Linked DNA regions of Homo sapiens: all the other regions are linked to region 5. A link is a contact called in ENCODE Hi-C or POLR2A ChIA-PET data. All regions are on one chromosome and are shown on one strand. The core of a region is the stretch at or near the end of the contact, and the rest is flanking DNA. Distances in the headings are between cores, read along the strand shown.

Region 1 (4,744 bases), core at 1,079-3,578, 840 kb after region 5:
TCCGTCTCAAAACAAACAAACAAACAAACAAAAAACAAAACAAAAAAACTCTGCCTCTCATGCATTTAGTAGAGATAAAGTCAGAGGGCAGAACCCTCCGCTGATCCTTATCAGGACACCTGAAGTACAGATGATATATTTCTGTTTTCTCTCAAACTCCATATTGGATACAGTTATTCTGCTTCTAATCCATATTATTACAGTAATGCACAGACACGGGATCATAAAAGAACTTGCAAGCTTTTTAAAAAAGTGTTATATTTTACACATGTGTGTATGTATTTGTAGACAGCTCTGTCATCTTGGCCAGAGTGCAGCTCAATCAAACCTCAAAATTCTTAGCTCTCAGCCTCCTTGGTAAATGGGACTTCACGTACACACCACTACAGTGGCTAATTAATTTTTTTTTTTTTTTTTTTTTTTTGTAGAGATGGGGTCTTATTATGTTGCCCAGGCAGCTCTTTTTTTTTTTTTTTTTTTTTTTGAGACAGAGTCTCCCTCTGTCGCCAGGCTGGAGTGCAGTGGCGCGATCTCGGCTCACTGTAACCTCCGCCTCCCGGGTTCAAACGATTCTCCTGCCTCGGCCCCCCGAGTAGCTGGGAATACAGGCGTGCGGCATCACACCCAGGTAAGTTTTTGTATTTTTGGTAGAGACAGGGTTTCACCTTGTTAGCCAGGATGGTCTCGGACTCCTGACCTCTTGATCCACCCACCTCGGACTCCCAAAGTGCTGGGATTGCAGGCGTGAGCCACCGTGCCTGGGCGATTCTATTTTATTCGTTGATCTTTTGTGGTGCTTTTACAATTTTACATCTACATATTATAAATCCAGTAACAAAGAGTCATAATTGTTGCTTTTAATAGTGATAGGTTGCTTTAAAACTGAAGGGTACAATTTAGTCAGATACTTTGGTGCTATGCAAATACAATGCTTATTTTTTAAGTGTTATTTACAATTTTTACACTCCTCAGTTAACCTTGGATACAATAATAACTGGTGGTTTTGTGATGGTTTCTTTAGCATTTTATCTATGTTGATTAGTATTTGGAATTCTGTAAAAAAAAATTTCCCTATCCTTTTTTCTTTTTTATTTATTTAAAGTTTTTTGTGTATCAGTGTAAATGCATGGGTATTTATTTATTTGACTTGATTTATTTTATAGGTCAGTGCTCTAATTATTCATTTGGATGCTAACATTGTTCCAGGATGGACCATTGGGAGTTCTTTCAGGCTGGCTCCCTTTGACATGTTCCCATCATTTTTTAAAATTAAAAAAAAAGAAAGAAAAAACATTTTGAGGCTGGGTGCGGTGGCTCACGCCTGTAATCCCAACACTTTGGGAGGCCAAAGCGGGCAGATCACCTGAGGTCAGGAGTTCAGGACCAGCCTGGCCAACATGGTGAAACCCCGTGTCTACTAAAAATACAAAAAATTAGCCGAGCATGGTGGCGCGCGCCTGTGATCTCATCCAGCAGTGCTTTACTTGTAATTATTTTATTCCTGCTGCCGTCTCCTCTTTCTTTGGCCACTATCTGTTCCACCCCCGGAACGGAAGAGAGATGTTGGTAGGGAGAGGCTCTTCCTTCACCTCTGGCAGAAAAGGTTTGCTTGGGCCCTTCACACCGCTGACATCAGAGCTGCACTTCAATGTGGCAGTTATTGGCCATGTGTGGCGCCTGGTCTGAAGTGCGATGCTAGAAAGGTAAAATACAGAGTTAGTTTCAAAGATTTAGTTCCAAATATTTATATACTTTATTAATAATTACATATTTCTCACACATTAAAATGAAAATTTTTTTGATATATTGGGTTAATTAAATTGTTACAATCAATTCAACCTGTTCTTGTTTCTTTTTCAAGTTTGGCTACTAGAAAACTTAAAATTCACATATGGCTCACATTTTATTTCAGAGGATTACCTCCTTTCTAAAATCTCAGCCTGCCTGCTCAAAGACCAGAAAGAAGCCAGGAAGGTCATAAAATCTGAAATTTTAAAATAATTGTTATTATAAAATTATATTTTTTCCTTTGTGAAGAGCCATATATTATTTATAAATGCATATGACTTTACACACAAGTTTAAAGGCAAATTCCCTCTGGGGTGGGCCTGGCTCAGCTCTGGGAGGAAGCCCTGCCTGAGAAGGCTGCAGCCTAGGCTGTCACCCTTTCTTCACTCAGCCCAGCAACTGATCACATCTTCTGTCACTCAGGGCACGAGAAGGTGGGGTTTTAAAAGTTATCCAATCAGCGACGCTGGGTTGGGAACCGTCCAATCAGGCCTGCAGCTGGAGCGGACAGGACGGCTTCGGGGATGTGGCGGGGCCTTTGTCTCTCGCTGCAGCTGGAGCTGCAGGTCTCGCCTTCACTGCCCTGTGTCCTCTGCTCGCAGAGGCCCAGCCTCTGTGGCCCTGTGACCTGCAGGTATTGAGAGATCCACAGCTAAGACGCCAGGTACCCCGGAAGCCTAGAAATGGTGAGAGTGCCGGGTCCGACATCCCGAGAGAGGGGAAGGGGCGGGTTGTAAGCGGTGGGAAGTGGCTGTGGTGGGACTTAGGCCTCCCCGCAGTCAACTCTACAATCTGCGCCCGGAGTTCTCCTTGCTCAGCTCGGCCTCAGTCCCCTTCAGCCATAAGATGGCGGCTGCGCTGACTGCGGGATCCCGGGCGTCCTGTCTTTTCCCTGCGCAGTGACTGGGCCCTGACCTGGAGTCCTCTCAGGGCAGCTCTGGACCCTCAGCGGCGCGTCTCTCCCGGATTGTGCAGGGACCACTGGAGGGTCCCAGGGGTAGAATCCTGACTCGGGGTGCGGGTTTATGAATGGGTCCGTGGGGTTCCAGTTCCTCTTCTGTTGAAAATGTATGGGAGTCACCGTTAAAACACTAAAGCATTTAATCAAAGCGTGATTCAAAAATTGTGGAGCACCCAGCTGTGGTTTGTAATTTATGGTTTATGGGCGGGGCTTGAAGTAAAGACTTTTATAAACAGCATGATGAAGAAAACCAAATTCAGTAATTGGTTAGGTTCAGATACATAGTTTCTTAATTTGTAAAATAAAGGTGAAAATTTCCTGGTTATGTAATTAGATGTTAATTGGCAGTTTATAGTTGGTTAAGGATGAATTTTGTTTCTCTCAATGTAGTAATTTACTAAAAATGCACCTCAGTTAGATTTTTTTTTTTTAAGATGGAGTTTCGCTCTTGTTGCCCAGGCTGGAGTGCAATGGGGCGATCTTGTCTCACCGTAACCTCTGCCTCCCGGGTTCAAGCGATCCAATGCTTCAGCCTCCCAGGTAGCTGGGATTACAGGCATGCGCCACCACGCCCGTCTAATTTTGTGGTTTTAGTAGAGACGGGTTTCTGCATGTTGGTCAGGCTGGTCTCGAACTCCCGACCTCAGGTGATCTGCCCTCCACGGCCTCCCCAAAGTGCTGGGATTACAGGCGTGAGCCACCGCGCCCAGCCAGATTTTTTTAAAAGTAGGAATCCAGGGACTAGAGACACCTCAGTCTAATTTCCCGCCGCTTAATTATTTTCACACTCCATGGGGAACTGATTTTCTGGTGCATTTTTCAACTGTGTCCCAAGCACTGTCTTAAATCTAACCTCCCGTCCCCCATATCTCCAGCCTCACTCTGGCTTGCAGTAAGATATTAAATTTCCAGTTCCTCCTGGCATTCCCTAATGCCAGCTTTTCCTCCCTAATTCACGTTATCACCTGTTTGTCTTTTAGTGTACTTTTGTATACCATATTTTAATTAATTATTTTTTGACAAAGCTTTAAATGACGCTTTTTAAAAGGTTTGTTACCTGTTTGTAACTTTCCCATGAGAAGAAAGCAAAGAATAATCCCCTGACACTGTATTGTAAAATTTCTCTGTGCCTCTTCTCCTTGTATCTTCTCTAGGTACAAAGATCTTGTCAGAATGTTTTTGGGTCAAGGTATTCCTTTGAAACCTTTATGAGGTGATGTGTCCTCAGCCACCCTTTAGTTTTTTTCTGGTCGTGGGTTTCAGTACTGTCTGGGGATCAACCAAGATATCCACCATGGTTATGTCAGCTAAAGTGCCTAGTGAATATCAGCTTCTGGTTTATTTTCTTCCATAGGGCGACCTGAGGTCTGGAGTGTATCCTCTCAAGGGAGCAAGTGGATCCCTGGGGCAGAGAGGAAGCTTCTAGTGTACTCTTACTTTGAAAAGGTAATCAGATGCTGGTACTGAGGGGAAAACACAGAAATAACATCTGCCTCCTGGATTGTCTAAGGGGTAGAAATATAATGAAATAAATGTAGTGAAAGAAAAAATAGTGTTAAAAAGAAAAAAAAATTGTGACAGAAAAAATAGTATCCCAAAAGACCAAAAAAGAAAAAAAAAATCAAGCAAACAAACAAAAAACACAAAAAACCTGACTCCAGCAGTCAGGATTTTTTCCAGCAGTTCCATTAGCACTTAAGTTTTCCCTTTTGGAGAAGAAAAAGATCCCCATGTCCTATGGTCTTGTAGATGCCTAATTCTGTCACCCATAGCCATCAGCAAGGTTAACTGAGATGGTGTAAGAGCTTGCAAAGTAAAATGCCTCTGGAGCAGCCACCGAGAAATACTGCAGTGTCTCCTGAATGGGTGCTTCTTGAGCACATAAGTGAGTAGGAGTGGGTGGAAGAATCTCTCAAGTGACTGAATAGCCTGACTTGAAACATGAGTCACACACATCTGTTATTTAACCATCATTGCCACTTCTGGATTTGTCAC
Region 2 (4,220 bases), core at 1,268-3,767, 780 kb after region 5:
AAGCAAGGTGTCCCTATTGACAACCCCAGAAGCAGAACATCACCCCCAGAAGCACAGCTGCCTAGTCAACAAGCAGCTGACGACATATGACTGAAGGAGCTCAGCTGAAACCAGAAGAATGGCCCCACTGAGCCCAACCTAAATGGCTGACCATCTCGATTATGAACTAATAAGTTTTGGATGATTTGTTATGCTGCAATAGCTAACTAATACATGCACCCAGTGCAGATAGGATGCCAGGATTCAATGACAGGTTGATTACTAGTTATGTTCTAACAGTGGGCACCCTATAGGTACTGATTTTTTCCCCTGATTTAAAGTTGGGTGACTTGTAAGAGAATGTTGAGTAATGCAGAAATACAGGTAGACATGTATGCATGTGATTGGTGCTTATACCCACACAGTCCCACACACCACAGGAGAAAACAGGTAACTACAGCCTGACTAGTAGGGCCAAGGCCAATAGCAAAATAAGTTTTGCCTTTAATCTGTTTTCTCCATATCTAAACATTTGAGGTCAAGAGTGTGGACAGATCTGAAGACACAGAGTTTTATTATCCTGTGGCCCCAACATTCTTTCTTCACTGTCTGATCTCTGGAAGAAAAGTGGGCAACAGGTGGCCAGCAGTGGTCTACCTGTGGTTATTTTACTCCTGCTGCCATCTGCTCTTTTTATGGCCACTATCTGTTCCACCCTTAGAACTGAAGAAAGATATTGGTAGGGAGAGACTCTGCCTTCACTTCTGGCAGAAAAGGGATGTTCAGTTCATTCACCCCCCTGACATCAGAGCTGAACTTCAATGTGGCAGCTATTGGCCACGTGTGCCTCCTGAGTGACTGGAATGTGGCTGGTCTGAACTGCGATGTGCTAGAAAGGTAAAATACAGAGTTAGTTTCAAAGATTTAGTTTCAAATGTTTATATACATTATTAATAATTACACATTCCTCACACATTAAAATGATAATATTATGGACATATTGGGTTAAATTGTTACAATCAATTCAACCTGTTCCTTGTTTCTTTTTCAAGTTTGTCTACTAGAAAATTTAAGATTCACATGTGGCTCACATTTTATTTCAGAAGATTACCATCTTTTTAAAATCTGAGGCTGCCTCCTTTAGCCGGGAAGGTCATAAAATCTGAAATTTTAAAATAATTATTGTTACATTCTTTTCATTTTTGAATAGCCACTATATATATATAAATATAAATATATATAAAAATATATAAAAATAAAAATATAAATATATATAAAAACATAAATATATATAAATATAAATATGTATAATATATAAATATATAAAAATATATAAAAATATAAATATAAAAAATATATATAAATATAAATATATAAATATAAATATAAATATATATAAATATATACATATAAATATATAAATATAAATATATAAATATATAAATATAAATATATATAAATATATAAATATATATATATAAATATATAAATATATAAATATATATATATAAATATATAAATATTTATATATAAATATATATAAATATATAAATATATATAAATATATAAATATATATAAATATATATAAATATATAAATATATATAAGTATATAAATATAAATATATATAAATATATAAATATATATATAAATATATATAAATATATAAATATATATAATTATATAAATATAAATATATATAAATATATATAAATGTATATAAATACATAAATAAATATATAAATATATATAAATATATATATAAATAAATATATACAAATATATATAAATAAATATATATAAATATATATAAATAAATATATATAAATATATATAAATAAATATATAAATATATAAATATATAAATAAATACATATATAAATATATAAAATATATATAAATAAATATATAAAAATATATATAAATAAATATATATAAATAAATATATATATATATATATATATATATATTTTAGACAGAGTTGTGCTCTTGTTGCCCAGGCTGGAGTGCAATGGCACAATCTCGGCTCACCGCAACCTCCGCCTCCCAGGTTCAAGCGGTTCTCCTGCCTCAGCCTCCCGAGTACCTGGGATAACACACATGGGCCACCACAACCCGCTAATTTTATATTTTTTATAAAGACTGGGTTTCTCCATGTTGGTCAGGCTGGTCTCTAACTCCCGACCTCAGGTCATCTGCCCGCTTCAGCCTTCCAAAATGTTGGGATTACGGGCGTGAGCCACCGTGACCGGCCCCATATATTATTTATAAATGCATATGACCTTACACACAAGGTTAAATGCAAATAACCTCTGGGGTGGGCCTGGCTCAGCTCAGGGAGGAAGCCCTGTCAGAGAAGGATGCAGCCCAAGCTGTCACTCTTCTTTCAGCCCCGCATCTCATCACATCTTCCGTCAATCATGGCCTGAGGGGGCGGGGATTTAAATGTTATCCAATCAGAGACGCTAGGCAGGGAACCGTCCAATCAGGCACGCAGGTGAAGCGGACAGGGCGGCTTCCGGGTTTGGCGGGGCCTTTGTCCCTCGCTGTGGCCTGAGCTCCAGGTCTCGTCTTCAGCGCTCTGTGTCCTCTGCTCCTAGAGGTCCAGGCTCTGTGGCCCTGTGACCCGCAGGTATTGGGAGATCTACAGCTAAGACGCCAGGAACCCCTGGAAGCCTAGAAATGGTGAGAGTGCCGGGTCCGACATCCCCAGAGAGGGGAGGGGCTGGTTGTAATGGGTGGGAAGTGGCTGTGGCGGGACTCAGGCCTCCCGGCAGTCAGCTGCACAATCTGCGCCCCGAGTTCTTGCCCAGCTGGGCCTCAGTCCCCATCAGCCTTAAGATGGCGGCTGCGCTGACAGGCGGGCCCCAGCACGTCCCGTCTCTTCCTTGCGCAGTGACTGTGCCCTGGCCTGGAGCCCTCTCTGGGCAGCTCTGCATCCGCAGCGCCGCGTCTCTCCCAGACTGTGCAGGGACCACGGGAGGATCGTCACGGGAGAATCGTCACGGGAGAATCCTGACTTGGGGTGCGAGTTCATGAATGGGAAGAACTTTGGTCCTGGGTTCCTAGTTCCTCTTTTCTCCTATTAAAAATGTACAGACCGGGAGGGGTGGCTCACGTCTGTAATCCCAGTACTTTGGGAGGCCGAGGCGGGCGCATCACTAAGTCAGGAGAGTTCAAGACCAGCCTGGCCAGCATAGTGAAACCCCGTCTTTACTAAAAATACAAAAATTTGCCGGGCATGGTGGTACACGCCTGTAGTCCCAGCTACTTGGGAGACTGAGGCAGGAGAATCACTTGAACCTGGGAGGTGGAGATTGCAGTGAGCCGAGATAGCGCCACTGCACTACAGCCTGTGTAACAGAGCAAGACTCCGTCTCGGAAAAAAAAAATGTACAGAAGTCACCACAAAAATATTAAAGAAATTAATCAAAGAGTGATTAAAAAACTGTTGAGCACCCAGCTGTGGTTTGTAATTTGTTGTTCATGGCGGGGCTTGAAGGAAAGACTTTTATAAGGTGCATGATGAAGAAAGCCAAATTCAGTAATTGGTTAGGTACCGTTATGTAGTTTCTTAGTTTGTACAATAAAGGTGAAAATTTTCTGGTTGTGTAATCAGACCTTAATTGGCAGTATACAGTTGATTAAGCCTGAATTTTGTGTCTTTCAATGTAGTAATTTTCAAAACGATGCGCCTGAGTTAGATTTTTTTTTTTTTTTTTTTTTTTTTTTTTTGAGATGGAGTCTCGCTCTTGTCGCCCAGGCTGGAGTGCAGTGGCACAATCTCGGCTCACTACAACTTCTGCCGCTGCCTGTGTTCAAGCTTCTCCTGCCTCAGCCTTTTGAGTAGCTGGAATTACAAGCGCCTGCCACCCTGCCCAGCTAATTTTTGTACTTTTAGTAGAGACGGGGTTTCACCATGTTGGCCTGGCTGGCCTCGAACTCTTGACCTCAGGTGATCCGCCTGCCTTGGCCTCCCAAAATGCTGGGATTACAGGCGTGAGCTATCACGCCCAGCCACGTTAGATCTTTTTAAAAGTAGGAACCCAGGGTCTAGAGACACCTCAGTCTAATTGCCTGCCACTCAATTATTTTCACACTCCACGGGGAACTGATTTTCTGCTGCATTTTTCACCTGTGTCCCAAGCAGGGTCTTAAGTCTAACCCCCGTCCCCCATTTCTCCAGCCTCACTCTGGCTTGCAGTAAGATACTAAATTTCCAGTTCTTTCTGGCGTTCCCA
Region 3 (4,173 bases), core at 1,647-4,146, 900 kb after region 5:
CCTCTGACCCTGTTCTGGATTCACAGGCTGCCCAATTTGCAAATTATTCTATGCTCAAATAAACTCTGTTAAATATAATTTCTCTAAAGTTTTTTTCTTTTAGGCTGGGCACGGTGGCTCACACCTGTAATCCCAGCACTTTGGGAGGCCAAGGCGGGTAGATCACGAGATCAGGAGTTCAAGGCCAGCCTGGCCAACATGGTGAAACTCCATCTCTACGAAAAATACAAAAAAAATTAGCTGGGCATAGTGGCGCGCACCTGTAATCCCAGCTACTCGGGAGCCTGAAGCAGGAGAATTGCTGAACCCAGGAGGCAGAGGCTGCAGTGAGCAGAGATTAGGCCACTGCACTCCAGGATGGGCAAAAGAGCAAGACTTGGTCTCAAAAAAAAAAAAAAAGTTTCTTTCTCTTAAAAGTTTTCAAATTTTTTTATATGATGAAAAATAAATAATGTGTTGTTGGGCCTCGATTTCCTAAACTCATCCCTCAGCTATTTCCTTAAATTATTCTATGTCTTTTCAAAATGCTTCTTCAATTTCTTTTCTTTTTTTGAGACAGGGTCTCACTCTATCAACCAGTCTTGATTGCAGTGGTGTAACCAATCATGGCTCACTTCAGCCTTCACCTTCCAGGCTCAAGCAATCCTCCTGCCTCTGCCATCTAAGTAGCTGGGACTACAGGCATGCACCACCATGGCTGGCTAAATTTTATTTTATTTTATTTTTCATGGAAACAGCATCTTATTATGTTGCCCAGGCTGCACTGGAACTCCTGAGCTCACGTAATTCTCCCATCTCAGGCTACCAAAGTGCTAACAATACAGGTGTGAGCCAGCTAGTGCTTCTGCAATTTCTTGAGATGATTATTCCCAATGATAAACAGTACTGAGCACAAATCTGAAGGAATCTGGTTTCTTCTGTACAAGTGTCACTCTCCAGGATTTCAAGGGTCTAGGGCAGGGCAGCTACTTTGTAGTGTGATCTATGGAGGTACATGGGCTTTGGAGTCAGACAGAGTTAATCCTGAGTCTCAGCCCAGCCACTTAGTATCTGTGGGTCTTTGGACAATTTTCTTGATGTGAAAGAGTTCTATGAACCACATATGGAAAAGAGGTAGATTGGTACTAATTGCAAAATGGTGGCAATTTTTAATCTCTTCTGTATCCATGCCCATTGCCAGGTGCTTTTACAACTGTTTCCATCAAGATCCAGAATCTGTTTTCCAAACCCTAGATCTGGCTGGCCTTATTGGCTCAGAGTGGTAGAAACTTGTGAACATGACAGTGGGCTAGTTTGGGGCCCAGGCTCAAATGGTCTTGAATGCTTCTGTTTTTCTTTCAGAATGCTGCCATCTCCCTGAATAAAGCCATGTTAGCCAGCTGGAAAATAAGATACCATGGGAAGGAGAAGCAAGGTGCCCTGTTGACAGCCCCAGAACTAGAAGCTCACCCCCAGAAGCACAGCTGGCTAGTCAACAAGCAGCTGATGATACGTGTCTCAAAGAGCTCAGCTGAGACTAGAAGAACGGCCCCACTCAGTCTAGCCTAAATGGCTGACCATCTCAATTATGAACTAATAAGTTTTGGACGATTTGTTATGCTACAATAGCTAACTAATACATGCACCCCGTGCAGATAGGACACCAGGATTCTATGACAGGTTGATTACTAGTTACCTTCTAACAGTGGGCACCCTATAGGTACTGATTTTTTCCCCTGATTTAAAGTTGGGTGACTTGTAAGAGAATGTTGAGTAATGCAGAAATACACGTAGACATGTATGCATGTGATTGGTGCTTATACCCACACAGTCCCACACACCACAGGAGAAAACAGATAACTACGGCCTGACCATTAGGGCCAAGGCCAATAGCAAAATAAGTTTTGCCTTTAATCTGTTTTCTCCATATCTAAACATTTGAGGTCAAGAGTGTGGACAGATCTGAAGACACAGAGTTTTATTATCCTGTGGCCCCAACATTCTTTCTTCACTGTCTGATCTCTGGAAGAAAATGGGCAACAGGTGGCTATCAGTGGTCTCCTTGTGGTTATTTTGTTCTTGCTGCCCTCTGCTCTTTCTATGGCCACTATCTGTTCCACCCTCAGAACTGAAGGGAGATGTTGGTAGGGAGAGGCTTTTCCTTCACCTCTGGCAGAAAAGGTTTGCTGGGGCCCTTCACCTCCCGACATCAGAGCTGCACTTCAATGTGGAAGCTTTGGTCATGTGTGGCTCCTGAGTGCCTGGAATGTTCCTGGTCTGAACTGCGATGTGCTAGAAAGGTAAAATACAGAGTTAGTTTCAAAGATTTAGTTTCAAATATTTATATACTTTATTAATAATCACATATTTCTCACACATTAAAATGAAAATTTTTTGATATATTGGGTTAATTAAATTGTTACAATCAATTCAACCTGTTACTTTTTTTTTTTAAGTTTGGTTACTAGAAAATTTAAAATTTACATATGGCTCACATTTTATTTCAGAAAATTACCTCCGTTCTAAAATTTCAGACGGCCTGCTGAAAGACCAGAAGCCGGGAAGGTCATAAAATCCGAAATTTTAAAATAATTGTTATTATATTCTTTTCATTTGTGAATAGGCATACAGTATGTTATTTATAAATGCATGTGACTTTACACACAAGGTTAAATACAAATTCCCTCTGGGGTGGGCCTGGCTAAGCTCTGGGAGGAAGCCCTGCCTGAAAAGACGGCAGCCTAAGCTGTCACTCTTTCTTCACTCAGCCCAGCATCTGTTCGCATCTTCTGTCACTCAGGGCCTGAGAAGGTGGGGTTTTAAACGTTATCCAATCAGCGACGCTAGGCTGGGAACCGTCCAATCAGGCACGCAGCTGGAGCGGACAGGACGGCTTCCGGGATGTGGCGGGGCCTTTGTCTCTCGCCGCAGCCTGAGCTCCAGGTCTCCCCTTCGCTGCTCTGTGTCCTCTGCTCCTAGAGGCCCAACATCTGTGGCCCTGTGACCTGCAGGTATTGGGAGACCCACAGCTAAGACACCGGGACCCCCTGAAAGCCTAGAAATGGTGAGAGTGCCGGGTCGGACATCCCGAGAGAGGGGAAGGGCTGGTTGTAACCGGTGGGAAGTGGCTGTGGCGGGACTCAGGCCTCCCCGCAGTCAGCTCCACAGTCTGCGCCCCGAGTTCTCCTTGCCCAGCTCGGCCTCAGTCCCCTCCAGCCATAAGATGGCGGCTGTGCTGACAGTCGGGACCCCAGGCGTCCTGTCTCTTCACTGCACAGTGACTGTGCCCTGGCCTGGAGCCCTCTCTGGGCAGCTCTGCACCCGCAGCACCGCGTCTTTCCCAGATTGTGCAGGGACCACGGGAGGGTCTTCAGGGGACAGTTCTGACTCGGGGTGCGGGTTCATGAATGGGAAGAGCTTTGTTCCGTGGAGTTCCCAGTTCCTCTTGTCTTCTGTTAAAAATATATGGGAGTCACTATAAAAACATTAAATAATTTAATCAAAGAGTGATTCAAAAATTGTGGAGCACCCAGCTGTGGTTTGTAATTTGTGCTTCATGGGCGGGACTTGAAGAAAAGACTTTTATAAAAAGCATGATGAAGAAAACCAAATTCAGTAATTGGTTAGGTAGAGTTACATAGTTTCTTAATTTGTACAATAAAGGTGAAAATTTCCTGATTATGTAATCAGAGGTTAATTGGCAGTTTATAGTTGGTTAGGGCTGAGTTTTGTTTCTCTCAATGTAGTAATTTACTGAAAAATGTACGTCAGTTAGATTTTTTTAAAGTAGGAACCCAGGGACTAAAGACACCTCCGTCTAATTGCCTGCCTTTTAATTATTTTCACAGTCCATGGGGAGCTGATTTTCCGCTGCATTTTTCACCTGTGTCCCAAGCAGGGTCTTAAGTCTAACCCCCATTCCTCATTTCTCCAGCCTCCCTCTGGCTTGCAGTAAGATACTAAATTTCCAGTTCCTTCTGGTGTTTCCAAATGCCAGCTTTTCCTCCCTAATTCACGTTATCGCCTATTTGTCTTTTAGTGTACTTTTCTATACCGTATTTTAATTATTTTTTGACAAAGCATTAAATGACGCTTTTCAAAAAGTTTTTTAAAAGATTTTTTAAAAAAAATATCTGTAAATATTTCCCATGAGAAGAAAGCAAAGAATAATCCCCTGATACTGTATTGTTAAAA
Region 4 (4,470 bases), core at 1,195-3,694, 680 kb after region 5:
CTTTCTCTGTCATCCAGGCTGGAGTGCAGTGGCATGATCTTGGCTCACTGCAACCTCCACCTCCCAGATTCAGGCAATTCTCCTGACTCAGCCTTCTGAGTAGCTAGGACTACAGGTATATGCTACCACACCCAGCTAATTTTTGTATTTTTAGTAGAGGTGAGGTCTCGCCATGTTGGCCAGACTCGTTTCAAACTTCTGACCTAATGTGATCCACCTGTCTTGGCCTACTAAAGTTCTGGAATTACAGGCATGAGCCAGCATGTCCGGCCTGCTTCTGTTTTTCTTTCAGAATGCTGCCATATTCATGAAAAAAAGCCCATATTAGGCCAGGCACGGTGGCTGGTGCCTGTAATCGCAGCACTTTGGGAGGCCAAGATGGACAGATCAAGAGGTCAGGAGATCGAGAACATCCTGGCTAACACAGTGAAACCCCGTCTCTACTCAAAATACAAAAAAATTAACCGGGTGTGGTGGTGGGCACCTGTAGTCCCAGCTACTCAGGGGGCTGAGGCATGAGAATCACTTGAACCTAGGAGGTGGAGCTTGCAGTGAGCAGAGATCGCACCACTGCACTCCAGCCTGGGCGACAGAACGAGACTCCGTCTCAAAAAAAGAAAAGAAAAAAGCCCATATTAGCCAACTGGAGTATAAGATACTATGAAGAGGAGAAGTAAGGTATCCCTGTTGACAGTCCCAGAAGCAGAAGCTCACCTCTACAAGCACAGCTGCTGCTTTCCTAGTCAATGAGCAGCTCATGATACATGTCTGAAGGAGCTCAGCTGAGAACAGAAGAATGGCCCCACTGAGCCCAGCCTAAATGGCTGAGCATTTCAATTATGAGCAAATCAGTTTTGGATGGTTCATTATGCTGCCATAGTTAACTAATATGTGCACCCAGTGCAGATAGAATGCCAAGATTTAATAACAGGTTGATTACTAGTTACCTTCTAACATTGGGCACCATAAAAGTACTGATATTTTTCCCGATTTAAAGTTAGATGTCTTGTAAGATAATGTTGAGAAATGCAGAAATATGGCCAGGGGTGGTGGCTTATGCCTATAATCCCAGCACTTTAGGAGGCCAAGGCGGTTGGATCACCTAAGGTCAGGAGTTCAAGACCAGCCTGACCAACATGGAGAAATCCCGTCTCTACTAAAAGTACAAAAAATTAGCCGGGCGTGGTAGTGCATGCCTGTAATCCCAGCTACTCGGGAGGCTGAGGTAGGAGAATTGCTTGAACCCAGGAGGCAGAGGTTGCAGTGAGCCAAGACCACACCATTGCGCTTTAGCCTGGGCAACAAGAGTGAAACTCCATCTCAAAAAAAAGAAATGCCGAAATACATGTGGACATGTATGCATGTGATTGTGCTTATATTCACTCAGTTTCCCACACCACAGAAGAAAACAGGTAACCACAGCCTGAACATTAGAGTCGAGGTCAAATAGCAAAATAAGTTTGCCTTTAATCTATTTTCTTCCTATGTAAACATTAAAGGTCAAGACTGTGAACAGATCTGAAGACATAGTTTTTTTTCTCCTGTGGCCCATCATCCTTTGCTCACTGTCTGATCTCTGAAAGAAAGATGGGCAACAGGTGGTAAGCAGTGGTTTACCTGTGATTTATTCCTGCTGCCATCAGCTTTTTCTATAGCCACTATTTGTTTCACCCTCGGAACTGAAAAGAGACGTTGATAAATAGAGGCTGTCCCCTCACCTGTGGCAGAAAAGGGGTGTTCAGGCCCTCCACCCCCACTGACATCACAGCTGTACTTCAATGTGGCAGCTATTGGCCATGTGTGGCTCCTGGGTGCCTGGAATGTGGCTGGTCTGAACTGCGATGTGCTAGAAAGGTAAAATACAGAATTAGTTTCAAAGATTTTGTTTCAAATGTATTTATATTTCATTAATAATTACATATTGCTCACATATTAAAATGAAAATATTTTGAATATATTGGGTTAAATAAATTGCTACAATCAATTCCACTTGTTTCTTCTTTCTTTTTAAAGTTTGGCTACTAGAAAATTTAAAATTCACCTGTGACTCACATTTTATTTCAGAGGATTGCCTGTTCAAAGGACCAGAATACAGGAAGGTCATAAAATCTAAAATTTTAGAACAATTGTTGTTATACTTTGTTCATTTGTGAATAGCCATATAATATATTATTTTTGAATGCATATAAATTGATACACAAGGTAAGGGCAAATACTCTCTGGTGTGAGCCTGGCTCAGCTCAGGAAGGAAGCCCTGTCTGAAAAGGCTGCAGCCTAGGCTGTCACTCGCTCTTCTTTCAGCCCAGCATCTGATCACATCTTCTGTCACTCAGGGCCTGAAAAGAAGGTGCCTTAAATATCATCCAATCAGAGACGCTGGGCTGGGAACCGTCCAATCAGGAACGCAGCTGGTGCGGATAGGGCGGCTTCCGGGATGTGGCGGGGCCTTTGTCTCTCGCTGCAGCCTGAGCTCTAGGTCTTGTTTTCCCTGCTTTGTGTTTTCTGCTCGTGGACGCCCAGCCTCTGTGGCCCTGTGGCCTGCAGGTATTGGGAGATCCACAGCTAAGACGCCGGGACCCCCTGGAAGCCTAGAAATGGTGAGAGTGCCAGGTCCGCCATCCCGAGGGGGAAAGGGGTTGGTTGAAACCGGTGGGAAGCGGCTGTGGCGGGACTCAGGCCTCCCTGTAGTCAGCTCCACAATCTGCGCTCCAGTTCTTTTTGCCCAGCTCGGCCCCAGTTCCTCCAGCCATAAGATGGCGGCTGCGCTGACAGCCGGCCCGGGCGTCCTGTCTCTTCCCTGCGCAGTGACTGTGCCCTGGACTGGAGCCCTCTCTGGGCAGCTCTGCATTCGCAGCACCGCGTCTCTCCCAGATTGAGCAGGGACCACGGGAGGGTTGTCAGGGGAGAATCCTGACTCGGGGTGCGGGTTCATGAAAGAGCTTTGGGCTGTGGGGTTCCCAGTTCCTCTTTTTTTCTGTTAAAAATGTATGGGGGGACGGGCGTGGTGGCTCACGCCTGTAATTTCAGCACTTTGGGAAGCCGAGGCGGGCGGATCATCTGAGGTCAGGAGTTCAAGACCATCCTGGCCAACATGGTGAAACCCCGTCTCAATTTTTAAAAATACAAAAATTAGCCGGGCGTCGTGGCGCGCGCCTGCAATCCCAGCTACTCAGGAGTTTGAGGCAGGAGAATCGCTTGAACCCGGGAGGCGGAGGTTGCAGTGAGCCTACATCGCGCCACTGCACTCCAGCCTGGGCAATAAGAGTGAAACTCCGTCTCAAAAAAAAAAAAAAAAGATGTATAGGAGTCACCGCAAAAATATTAAAGAACTTAAAAAGTGGTTCAAGTATTGTAGAGCACTCAGCTATGGTTTGTAGTTTGTGGTCCATGGGAGGAGCTTGAATAAAAGACTTTTATAAGGTGCATGATAAAAAAATCAAATTAGTAATTGGTTAGGTACAGTTATATAGTCTCTTAATTTGTACGATCGTGTTGGCAATTTTCTGGTTATGTGATCAGAATTTAATTGGCAGTTTATAGTTGGTTAAGCCTGAATTTTGTTTTCCCCGATGTGGTAATTTACTAAAAAATGAAATTTTAGTTAGATTTTTTTAAAAAGGAGGACCCCAGGGACTAGAGCCACCTCAGTCTAATTGCCTGCCACTGAATCATTTTCACAGTCCACAGGGGACTTCTTTTCCCCTGCATTTTTCACATATGTCTCAAGCAGGGTCTCAAGTCTACTTCTTACTCCCTGTTCTTCCAGATTAACTCTGATTTACAGTAAAATACTAAATTTCCAGTGTCATTGACATTCCCAAATGCCACCTTCCCCTCTCTGATACACATTATCAATTATTTGTCCTTTATTGTACATTTTATATTTCAATTAATAATTCTTCCACAAAACATTGGATGGCACTATTTAAAAAATTGTCTTCTGTTTGTAAATATTTCCCATGAGAAGAAAGTGAATAATAATCCCTGACACCATATTGTAAAAAAATCTCTGTGTCTCTTTTCCTTTTATCTTCCCTAGGCACAGAGTTCTTATCAGAATATTGGTGGGTCAAGGTTTCCGTTTGGAGACTTTATGGTGTGATGGGTCATCAGCCACTCTTCAGTTTTTTCCTGGTCCTGGGTTTTCAGTACTGTATGGGGATAAACCAGGATGCCCACCATTGTGGCTATGTTGGCTAGAGTGTCTAGTGAATATCAGCTCCTGGGTCATTTTCTCTCATAGGACAACCTGAGGTATGAAGTGTATCCTATCAAGGGAGCAGGTAGATACCCAGGGTCTGAGTGCAGTCTCCTGGTGTACTCTTCCTTTGAAAAGCTAACTCCTTGAGACATTAAAATTGACTTCACCCAGCTGGGCGCGGTGGCTCACACCTGTAATCCCAGCACTTTGTGAGGCCGAGGCGGGCGGATCGCGAGGTCAGGAATTTGAGACCAGCATGGCCAATATGG
Region 5 (4,407 bases), core at 75-2,574:
CGGTGACTCCCATAATTTATGTATTTATTTATTTTTTTAGACAAAGTCTTAGGCCGGGCGCGGTGGTTCACGCCTGTAATCCCAGCACTTTGGGAGGCCAAGGCGGGCGGATCACGAGGTCAGGAGATGGAGACCATCCTGGTTAACACAGTGAAACCCCGTCTCTACTAAAAATACAAAAAATTAGCCAGGCAAGGTGGCGGGCGCCTGTAGTCCCAGCTACTCGGGAAGCTGAGGCAGGAGAATGGCGTGAACCCCAGGGGGCGGAGCCTGCAGTGGGCCGAGATCGCGCCACTGTACTCCAGCCTGGGCGACAGCGAGACTCCGTCTCAAAAAAAAAAAAAAAAAAAAAAAGGACAAAGTCTTGCTCTGTCACCCAGGCTGGAATGCAGTGGTGTGATATCAGCTCACTGCAGCCTCCGCCTCCTGGGTTCAAGCGATTCTCTCTCCTCTGCCTCCCGAGTAGCTGGGACTAGAGACATTCGCCATCACACTCAGCTAATTTTTCTATTTTCTTTGTAGAGATGGGGTTTCCCCATTTTGCCCAGGCTGGTCTTCAACTCCTGACCTCAAGTGATCAGCCCTTCTCAGCCTCCCAAAGTGTTGGGATTACTGGCATTTCGTACCTGGCACCATACTTTTTTTTTTTCTTTGAGACGGAGTCTCCCTCTGTCGCCCAGGCTGGAGTGGTGGTGCAATCTCGGCTCAATGCAAGCTCCACCTCCCGGATTCCACACATTTTTAATAACAGAAAAGAGAAACTGTGAACCCCACGGACCAAAGCTCTTCCCATTCATGAACCCACATCCCGAGTCAGGATTCTCCCCTGACGACCCTCCCATGGTCCCTGCAAAATCTGGGAGAAACGCGGCGCTGCCGCTGCAGAGCTGCCTAGAAAGGGCTCCAGGCCATGGCACAGTCACTGCGAGAGGAAGAGACAGGAGGCCTGGCGGCCCGGCTGTCAGCGCAGTCGCCATCTTAAGGCTGAAGGGGGCTGAGGCCAACCTGGGCAAGGAGAACTTGGGGCGCACATTGTGGAGCTGACTGCGAAGAGGCCTGAGTCCCGCCACAGTCACTTCCCACCAGTTCCACCCTGCCCCTCTTCCTGTCTCGGGATGTCGGCCGGGCACTCTCACCATTTCTATGCTTCCAGGGTGTCCTGGGGTTTTAGCTGTGGATCTCCCAATACCTGCAGGTCACAGGGCCACAGAGGCTGGGCCTCCAGGAGAATAGGACACAGACCAGTGAAGACGAGACCTGAAACGCCGGCTGCAGCTAGAGACAAAGGCCGCGCCAAAAGCGGAAAGCCGTCCTCGTCGCTCCAGCTGCGTGCCTGATTGGACGGTTTCCAGCCCAGCGTCTCTGATTGGATAATGCTTTAGGTCCCGCCCCTCAGGCCCTGAGTGACAGAAGATGTGATCAGATGCTGGGCTAAGTGAAGAGAGACAGCCTAAGCTGCAGCCTTTACAGGCAGGGCTTCCTTCCTGAGCTGACCCAGGCCCCCCCCAGAGCATGAGAAAATTCTCTTTTGTACTCACTCTCCTTTTGAATGTATTCAAAAGGTGAACAGAAGTATTTTGCTGGCATATTAATAATACATAAAATTTTTGTTCAAGAGAAAATCAACGTTTACTTTGTTAGTAGTGTATTATCAATACTAAAGCTAATGTTTTTTTTTTTTTTTTTGAGACGGAGTCTCGCTTTGTCACCCAGGCTGGAGTGCAGTGGCGGGGTCTCGCTCACCCGATTTTCCTGCCTCAGCCTCCTGAGTAGCTGGGATTACAGCTACTATTGTTGAAAAACAATAGACAATCACAAAAACAAGCTGACCTTTTTGTGTTCCTTAAGCCCTGTCCTGAAGAGCCCTGTGACTGGGCTTTATGCCAAACAACTCGTTACTAAAGAGCTGTGGTCCCAGACTGCACCGAAGCTTCATGAGACCTCTCCTCGTCTGTGCACGGACGAGTGGCCAACTCTGGAGCCCAGGCTGTTGCTTCCCTGTCTGGTGGTGAATCCTCCACAGTCTGATGAGGGTGGTGTCTGACTCTGGAGCTCAGGCTGTTGCTTCTTGGTCTGGTGGTGAGTCCTTCATAGTCTGGTGAGTGCGGGTGTCCCACTCTGGAACCCATGCTGTTGCTTCCTGGCCTGGTGGAGAATCTTCCAGCCTGGAGAGTGCGGTGTCTGACTCTGGAGCCCAAGGCTGGAAACTTGGGGACGTCCCAAATCCCGGAATGGAAACTCCCCCAGTTCTCCCCCTTGGCGTGCCCTATCTGGTGAGTTTCGGGGGAACTCATGACCCAAGTCATAATAGGAATTTCAAGCCTCATAAAGACATCATGGTTGAAGCAGAGGTGTTTCGTTTCCAGCAAAGCCCAATAGCAAGCTAACAATTGCTCCTCGAAAGGGTTATAAGCTTTGCTGGCCTCTGGCAGTTTCTGGGTCCAAAACCAGAAATGTACCTCTTCCCATCTTGTTTCTGCCTAAGGCTCCAATTAGCATGTTGATCTAGGACAGTTACTTGCAGTTCTACGGGACCATCCCAAATGGGTCATAGATCCAGGGCCAGTTGCACTGCTTGTTTATCTTGTTCGGAAGCCATGATCTCTTTCTCTCCCCAAAGTCATAGCGTTTTCTGGTGGCTGCATGCAGAGGTTGTAACATGTTACCCAAGTGGGGAATATGATGTCTCCAGAATCCAAACAAGCCAATAAATTTCTGAGCCTCATTTTTAGTGGTAGGGGTTGCAAATTCTAGTATTTTAGGCTTAGCCTTTGGTAAAATGAATTATTTCCCTGCATTTCATAGGATGCAACCAGCCCCTATCTTGACACATTATCTTATAAGCAGTAAGGAAACACCATCCACTCTGGGAGATCCCCTCAGCGTCTCCTTTGCTGACTGGAATTCCCTGCAGCACTTCACGCACAAAGGTCTAAATTGCACTAATTTAGATTCCCAATTCTTACAAAGTCCGGTTCCCCTTGACCATTCAATTGCCAAGGGAGAGAACTGGGGGAGTTTCCATCCGGGGATATGGGAAGTCCTCGAGCCTCCCGCCCTGCCCTTGTTGCTAAAAAGTGGCACACTTTTGTTTTTGAATCCTGTTTGTGACACCAAAAGTGTTCTGTGCGGGAAACGCACGAGGGGGAGAAGGAAAGACACACACACAATACCTTTAAGGGTAAACAAGCTTCATTCCACGTAAATAGCAATGCAGATATAATAAGCAAATTATGTAATAAGCAAATCAATATAATAAGCAGATTGATATAACAAGTAGATTGATATAATAAGCAAATTGCAATGGGAAGAGGAGAAAGGAAAAAATATATATATATTTACACTCACCAGACTATGGAGGATTCACTACCAGAGTGGGAAGCAACAGCCTGGGCTCTAGCATCGGACATTGCACTCACCAGACAGTGGAGGCCTCACCACCAGATGGGAAGCAACAGCTTGGGCTCCAGAGTCGGCCGCTCATTCCTGCACAGATGAGAAGAGGTCTCATGAAGCTTCAGCCCAGTCTGGTATCCTAGCTCTTTTGTAACTAGTTGTTTCGCATGAGGCCTAGTCACGAGGGCCTTTCATGACCCGGCACGAGGAACATAAAAATGTCAACTTGTTTTTGCGATTGCCTATTGTTTTTCAATAACTAATGCATAGGAATAGATTGAAATAGAGATTTCTCCAAAACAGCACTGAATGAACGCTTGAAGGGGCTCACACAACCTGTTCTGGGACTCGGTGACCATTGTTTGTGTCCACGTTCAATTGAGTTCAAATTTATTATTTAACTTTTCCTCCACAAATTCGCCTGTCTTGATGAATCAGCTCTGTCTAGGCAAAGGGCAAGGTGAACCTCTTGGGCCTTACACAACCTCCACCTCCTGGGTTCAAGCGATTCTTCTGTTTCGGTCTCCAGAGTAGCTGGCACTACAAAAGTGCACCACCACAACCTGCTAATTTTTTGTATTTTTAGTAGAGATGGAGTTTCACCATGTTGGCCAGGCTAGTCTTGAACTCCTGACCTCAAGTGATCCACCCACCTAGGCCTCCCAAAGTTCTGGGATTACAGGCGTGAGCCACTGAGGTTATCACTAAATGATATCTTTTTGTTTCCTATAACAATGTGAAATTACTTAAAGGTGGTTTCAAATTGAAAAAATAAAAAGAATGCAGATAAAAATAAAATATAAAAAGTTCAAAAAATTACAAGAGATTACAAAATATACATGTATATCTTGAGAGGTCAAAAATGACAAATTTTGTTTATTTACAAGGTTGTATTTATTTATTTATTTATATTTTTATTTTTTGAGACAAAATATTGCTCTGTTGCCCACGATGGAGTGCAGCGGTGCGATCTTGGCTCACCGCAACCTCCACCTCACGGGTTCAAGCGAT
Region 6 (4,734 bases), core at 2,210-4,709, 620 kb before region 5:
TCCTAGCTACTCAAGAAGCTGAGGTGTGAAGATTGCTTGGGCCCAGAAGGTTGAGGCTGCAGTGAGTCATGATGACACTACTGCACTCTAGCCTGGGTGACAGAGCGCGGCCTTATATAAAAAAAAAAAAGCCAAAGAAATAGTTGTATGGTGACAAGGACTCTAATTTCTCAAACAGAGCATCTGAAACTACAAAAAGTGTCAACATTCCCTGAGAAGCAAAGGAAAGAAAGTTTGAAGAACAAATTTACTTTCTCTCCCCAAACCATGAACTTGAGAGCAGGAAGAACTTGAGAGCTATGCCAGAACCCAGTTCAGTACCCAGATATTGTAAAGGTCCGATAAATATCGGCCAAATTTGTTAAAAATTCATTGAAGAACAGGCCAGGCACAGTAGTTCACGCCTGTAATCCCAGCACTTTGGGAGGCTGAGGTAGGCAGATCACCTAAGGTCAGGAATTTGTGACCAGCCTGGCCAACACGGTGAAACCCCATCTCTACTAAAAATACAAAACTAGCCACGCATGGGGCGTATGCCTGTAGTCCCGGCTACTCAGGAAGCTGAGGCAGGAGAATCGCTTGAACCCGGGAGGCAGAGGTTGCAGTGAGCCGAGATAGCGCCACTGCACTCCAGCCTGGGCAACAGAGTGAGAGTCCGTCACACACACACACACACAATTCATTGAAGAACAAATGCATGCATTATCCACCTTTTTATCTGCCTCTTCCTTCCTAGGACTGCTGTTTACCTGGCTTTGTAACCCCTCCCCACTACAGGGCTCTAGTGGGTACACAGTCCACACCACCAGACCCTAGTCCCATACCCAGAGACCGTCCCTCACCTTACAACAGTCCCCATTCAACAAGGCCTCATCCTCCAAAAGGACTTCAGTCCTTTCCTTTCCTTTTCTGTAATAATCACTGCAGGACCCAGACACAGTGGGCTGCCTTGTGAAGCAGATTCTACGGATCCTGGCTGGCTGACAAGTGGTGAGTGGAGGTAAACGGGATGGGAGGTCTAAAAACTCCTTTATTTTTCCCCATTGCAACTGGAATAAATAGTCCGAACTCCCTATTGATTGTTATCCAGATGACAAAAACAAAACTATTTTTTTATGGAGACAGAGTCTCACTCTGTCGCCCAGGTTGGAATGCAGTGGCGCTTGAACCCAGGCACCTCCTGGATTCAAGTGTTTCTCCTGCCTCAGCCTCCCAAGTAGCTGGGACCATAGACATGCACCACCACGCCCAGCTAATTTTCGTATTTTTAGTAGAGATGGGGTTTTGCCATGTTGGCCAGGCTGGTCTCGAACTCTTGACCTCAGGTGATCTGCCCACCTTGGCCTCCCAAAGTGCAGGGATTACAGGTGTCAGCCACTGTGCCTGGCTGAACAAACAAAACTCTTTACTGAGATTCGTAGGCCCCATGTAATTGGGTTCCAGTCTCCCTTTATTATTATTATTATTTTTTGTTCAGACGGAATCTCGCTCTGTCGCCCAGGCTGGAGTGCAGTGGTGTGATCTCGGCTCACTGCAGCCTCCGCCTCCCAGGTTCCAGTGATTCTCCTGCCTCAGCCTCCCAAGTAGTTGGGATTATAGGTGTGCACCACTACACCCAGCTAATTTTTGTATTTTTGGTAGAGACTGGGTTTCACCATGTTGGCCAGGCTGGTATTGAACTCCTGACCTCGTGATTCACCTGCCTTGGCCTCCCAAAGTGCTGGGATTACAGGCGTGAGCCACCGCACCTGGCCCCAGCCTTCCTTTAAACTCAACTCTTTCCCTCCCTGGCTAGGAACTTTCTCTTCCCAGCCAGACTCCGCTTTTTACATCCTCTTTCCCACCTCAGGGCCTCTGAAGGTGCTGTCCTCTCCAAAGATGTTCTTCTCCACCTGGCTTCCTATAGCATGCAACCCCTATCCCTACAGCTTTTATTGCCATTTATTTTATTTTTTTCTTTTCTCAGATTGGTACAGGATGGTCTCACTATGTTGCCCAGGCTGGTCTCAAACTGCTGGACTCAAGTGATCCTCCCACTGGGAGGCAGCTGGGATTACCTACCCATGCTACCATGCCTGGCTTATACTTTTTTGCTTTTGTTTGAGACAGGGTCTAGCTCTGTCACCCAGGCTGGAGTGCAATGGCTTGATTCGGCTCACTGCAGCCTCAGCCTCCTAAGTAGCTGGGACTACAGGCTTGCATCATCACACCTAACTAATTTTTTAATTTTATTTTTAGTAGAGACGAGGTCTTACTACATTGTCCAGGTTGGTCTCGAACTCCTGAGCTCAAGCAATCCTCCTGCCTCAGCCTCCTAAAGTGCTGTGATTAGAGATGTGAGCCACTCCACCCAGTCCTTATTTTTTGCTATTTACATTCCCTCCCCTAAATCATGTACTCGAGAGCAGGGACTATGTCAGCACCCGGTTCCCTATCCAGTTATTGTAAGGATTCAATAAAAATTTGCTGAATTCATTAAAAAGAAAATAGGTCTTCCATCTCCACCCACTCCTCTACTAACCCTTTTCCCAAAAGTTCTCGATGGTTCCCACACCAAGTTACCCCAGTTCAGTTCTTCAGTCTCCTGCAGACATTCCTGAGTCCCATTCCCAGCCACTCACTCTCCATCATCTGCCCTGGAAACTTCCCACCCACAGGCCGGGCTCGGTGGCTCGCGCCTGTAATCCCAGCACTTAGGGAGGCCGAGACGGAATGAGTGCTTGAACCCAGGAGTTTAAGCAACTATAGCGAGACCCCTGTCTCTACAAAATATACAAAAAAATCAGCCGGGCGTGGTTGCACGTGCGCCTGTGGTCCCAGCTACTCGGGAGGCTGAGGCAGGAGAATCAACTGAGCCGGGGAGGTGGATGCTGCAGTGAGCCATGATCACGCCACTGCACTCCAGCCTGGGCGACAGAGCAAGACCGTGTCAAACAACAACAAAAAAACTTCCAGCCGCAGGAGTCCCATTAACGTACCCATTTAGTCATTCACTCGTCAAAAGTCCCGTACGTGCCCATTTCTCAGCCCTACTCCCTAAACCCCTAAACCCAACCTTCTCGCCCCAAGATGAGCTGCTGAAAATCCTTCACGCCACTGCTCGGCCCCATAAGGCCTATCCAGCCCGTTCCGTTTGAACCCCATACATCCCTTCGTCCTCGGGACCCCCCTCCAGCCCTCCTCAAGCGCCCCTCGTCAGTCTGGCCTCCACGCCCCGTCCCCTCAGCCCGCCAACCTCACTGCCACGACCCTGCGTGGCCCCTGCCGAGCCCGCGGGCAGCACCTGGCCTGTGCCTCGTCCAGGCTCTGGTCGGTGATGGCCATGATCTGCTGCAGGACGTCGCTCGTGTCGAGGCGCCGCGGGGCGGGGGGCGATGGCGCGGGGCGCGGCGGGGCGGCCATGAGCGGCAGGGCCGGGCGGGCGCTGTGAGGGTGCCGTCGAGCCTGGAGCACTACCACTGGCGCCGCAGCCAACCGCCGCTGCCTGAGCGCCGCGCCCGCTCTCGCTCGCGCCTAAGCCACGCCCACCGCCGCTATCGCCAGCCAACCCGTGTATTGCACCGCCTACAGACACGCCCCTTCATCTCCGTCAGCCAACCGGCGCCACGCACCGCCCCCGGGACTCGCCCCGAACTTCCCCCTCTCCGGGCTTGGACTGGGTTTGGGGTTGCCGAGGCAACGGCACTTCTCATAAGCGCCCTCCTTCCCCTTGAGAGAGGGCAGCGCTGGCTCCGCTCCAGCCAGAGGCCCCCATCCCTCACATCTCGCGCGGTGCACGCCTCCTTCAGCCCCACTCGCATCTCCTCAGAGTTCCTGCTCCTCCTCAGGGCCCCCTTCTCCTCAAAGCCCTCGGTCCTCAGAGACCCTCACTCCCCAGAGCACCCCAACTCTTCCTCCAAGCCACCCCCTCCTCCTCAGAACCCCACACCTCTTATAGCTTGATCGACAGCCCCCATTCATTTCCAGAAGCCCCAAGCCCCAGACCCCTGCTCAGTCCCCCTAATGCTCCCTGCATCCTCAGCCCCATCAGGTGGGCCACTGGGGCCCCTGGCTCTTCCTCTAGAGCTTTCCACGCCCCGTTCACCTGGCTAAGGCGGGGCGCAGGCGTGCGTGGTTGATGGCAACGAGGAGGTCAGAACGCAGCGCTTTTCTCCACTGCAGAAATCAATTCCAGTCACCTTTCAAGGTCCAGCTGAAGAGTGACCTCGCTTGTTTATTCATCTTCGCAGATTACAGTTCTGGGCATAGAAAATGCTACCACGTGGTTACCGAATGAAGGAAGGATGTTTACTGAGAGACTCCCCTGCAGTGTACCCCAAATCAGAGCGAATCCTCACATCTTTGTTTCTAGTCCTTAGGACACAGCATCGAAGGCTCCTAGTGCACAAGAAAAGGAACTGGGCGGTGGCTCATGCCTGTAATCCTAGCACTTTGGGCGGCAGAGGCGGGAGGATCACTTGAGCACGGGAGTTTGAGACCAGCTTGGGCAACATAGTGAGACCCCGTGGTGGTGCACGCCTGTGGTCCCAGCTATTTGGGACTTGAGAGGCTGAAGTGGGAGGATCACTTGGGCCTGGGAATTTGAGGCTGCAGTGAGCCATGATTGCACCACTGCACTGCAGCCTGGTTGACGGAGACCAGGTCTCAAAAAAAAAAAAAAAAAAAAAAAGTAATGGCCTGGACATGAATCTCTTCTCCAAAGTCACAGAACCTCCTGGAGCCTATTTGCTATGA

The links. Hi-C counts contacts between places; a loop is a spot of excess contacts on that map. ChIA-PET counts read pairs that join two places held with the same protein, here RNA polymerase II (POLR2A). Pooled maps may share reads with other maps.
Region 1: a loop to region 5 is called in a map of CD4-positive, alpha-beta T cell, with 15 times the contacts of the local background. The contact joins the promoter of ZNF714 here to the enhancer-like site in region 5. A Hi-C loop is called at or near these places in 1 of 168 maps with a recorded cell type or tissue (CD4-positive, alpha-beta T cell) and 6 of 50 pooled maps. POLR2A ChIA-PET finds 5 or more read pairs at or near these places in 3 of 52 experiments (H1 and WTC11).
Region 2: a map of naive thymus-derived CD4-positive, alpha-beta T cell shows a loop between it and region 5 (7-fold over the local background). The contact joins the promoter of ZNF430 here to the enhancer-like site in region 5. A Hi-C loop is called at or near these places in 2 of 168 maps with a recorded cell type or tissue (dorsolateral prefrontal cortex and naive thymus-derived CD4-positive, alpha-beta T cell) and 9 of 50 pooled maps. POLR2A ChIA-PET finds 5 or more read pairs at or near these places in 4 of 52 experiments (CD4-positive, alpha-beta T cell, PC-9 and WTC11).
Region 3: a pooled map shows a loop between it and region 5 (6-fold over the local background). The contact joins the promoter of ZNF431 here to the enhancer-like site in region 5. A Hi-C loop is called at or near these places in 5 of 50 pooled maps. POLR2A ChIA-PET finds 5 or more read pairs at or near these places in 4 of 52 experiments (GM10248, OCI-LY7, WTC11 and 1 more).
Region 4: a map of naive thymus-derived CD4-positive, alpha-beta T cell shows a loop between it and region 5 (22-fold over the local background). The contact joins the promoter of ZNF85 here to the enhancer-like site in region 5. A Hi-C loop is called at or near these places in 1 of 168 maps with a recorded cell type or tissue (naive thymus-derived CD4-positive, alpha-beta T cell), 1 of 37 single-sample maps with no recorded cell type and 10 of 50 pooled maps. POLR2A ChIA-PET finds 5 or more read pairs at or near these places in 7 of 52 experiments (CD4-positive, alpha-beta memory T cell, OCI-LY7, PC-9 and 3 more).
Region 6: a loop to region 5 is called in a pooled map, with 5 times the contacts of the local background. The contact joins the promoter of PBX4 here to the enhancer-like site in region 5. A Hi-C loop is called at or near these places in 1 of 50 pooled maps. POLR2A ChIA-PET finds 5 or more read pairs at or near these places in 2 of 52 experiments (activated B cell and naive thymus-derived CD8-positive, alpha-beta T cell).

Annotation. Positions count from the first base shown.
Region 1 is chr19:21,079,875-21,084,618 of GRCh38, forward strand. It overlaps ZNF714 (zinc finger protein 714), which reads left to right and starts at 2,329. Exons shown (of 5, transcript NM_182515.4): 1 at 2,329-2,474; 2 at 4,104-4,195. RefSeq lists an enhancer at 2,668-2,817.
Region 2 is chr19:21,018,140-21,022,359 of GRCh38, forward strand. ZNF430 (zinc finger protein 430) reads left to right here and starts at 2,518. Exons shown (of 5, transcript NM_025189.4): 1 at 2,518-2,664. The coding sequence starts at 2,662. RefSeq lists enhancers at 2,208-2,801, 2,802-3,393.
Region 3 is chr19:21,139,144-21,143,316 of GRCh38, forward strand. ZNF431 (zinc finger protein 431) reads left to right here and starts at 2,897. Exons shown (of 5, transcript NM_133473.4): 1 at 2,897-3,043. The coding sequence starts at 3,041. RefSeq lists an enhancer at 2,923-3,402.
Region 4 is chr19:20,920,807-20,925,276 of GRCh38, forward strand. ZNF85 (zinc finger protein 85) reads left to right here and starts at 2,445. Exons shown (of 4, transcript NM_003429.5): 1 at 2,445-2,597. The coding sequence starts at 2,595.
Region 5 is chr19:20,237,152-20,241,558 of GRCh38, forward strand. LOC105372310 (a long non-coding RNA gene) reads right to left here. Exons shown (of 7, transcript XR_007067164.1): 2 at 3,349-3,486; 3 at 1,831-2,639; 4 at 1,137-1,399. Among named protein-coding and RNA genes, the nearest start is that of ZNF486, 72 kb to the left of the region's middle. RefSeq lists enhancers at 534-1,044, 1,556-2,074. Within about 2 kb of position 1,325, at least 17 of the 41 ENCODE cell types and tissues checked have a DNase peak (open chromatin) inside an H3K27ac peak, as active enhancers do; they include OCI-LY7, where a contact is called at or near this core.
Region 6 is chr19:19,615,228-19,619,961 of GRCh38, forward strand. PBX4 (PBX homeobox 4) reads right to left here and starts at 3,460. Exons shown (of 8, transcript NM_025245.3): 1 at 3,284-3,460. The coding sequence starts at 3,402. RefSeq lists a silencer at 3,242-3,451.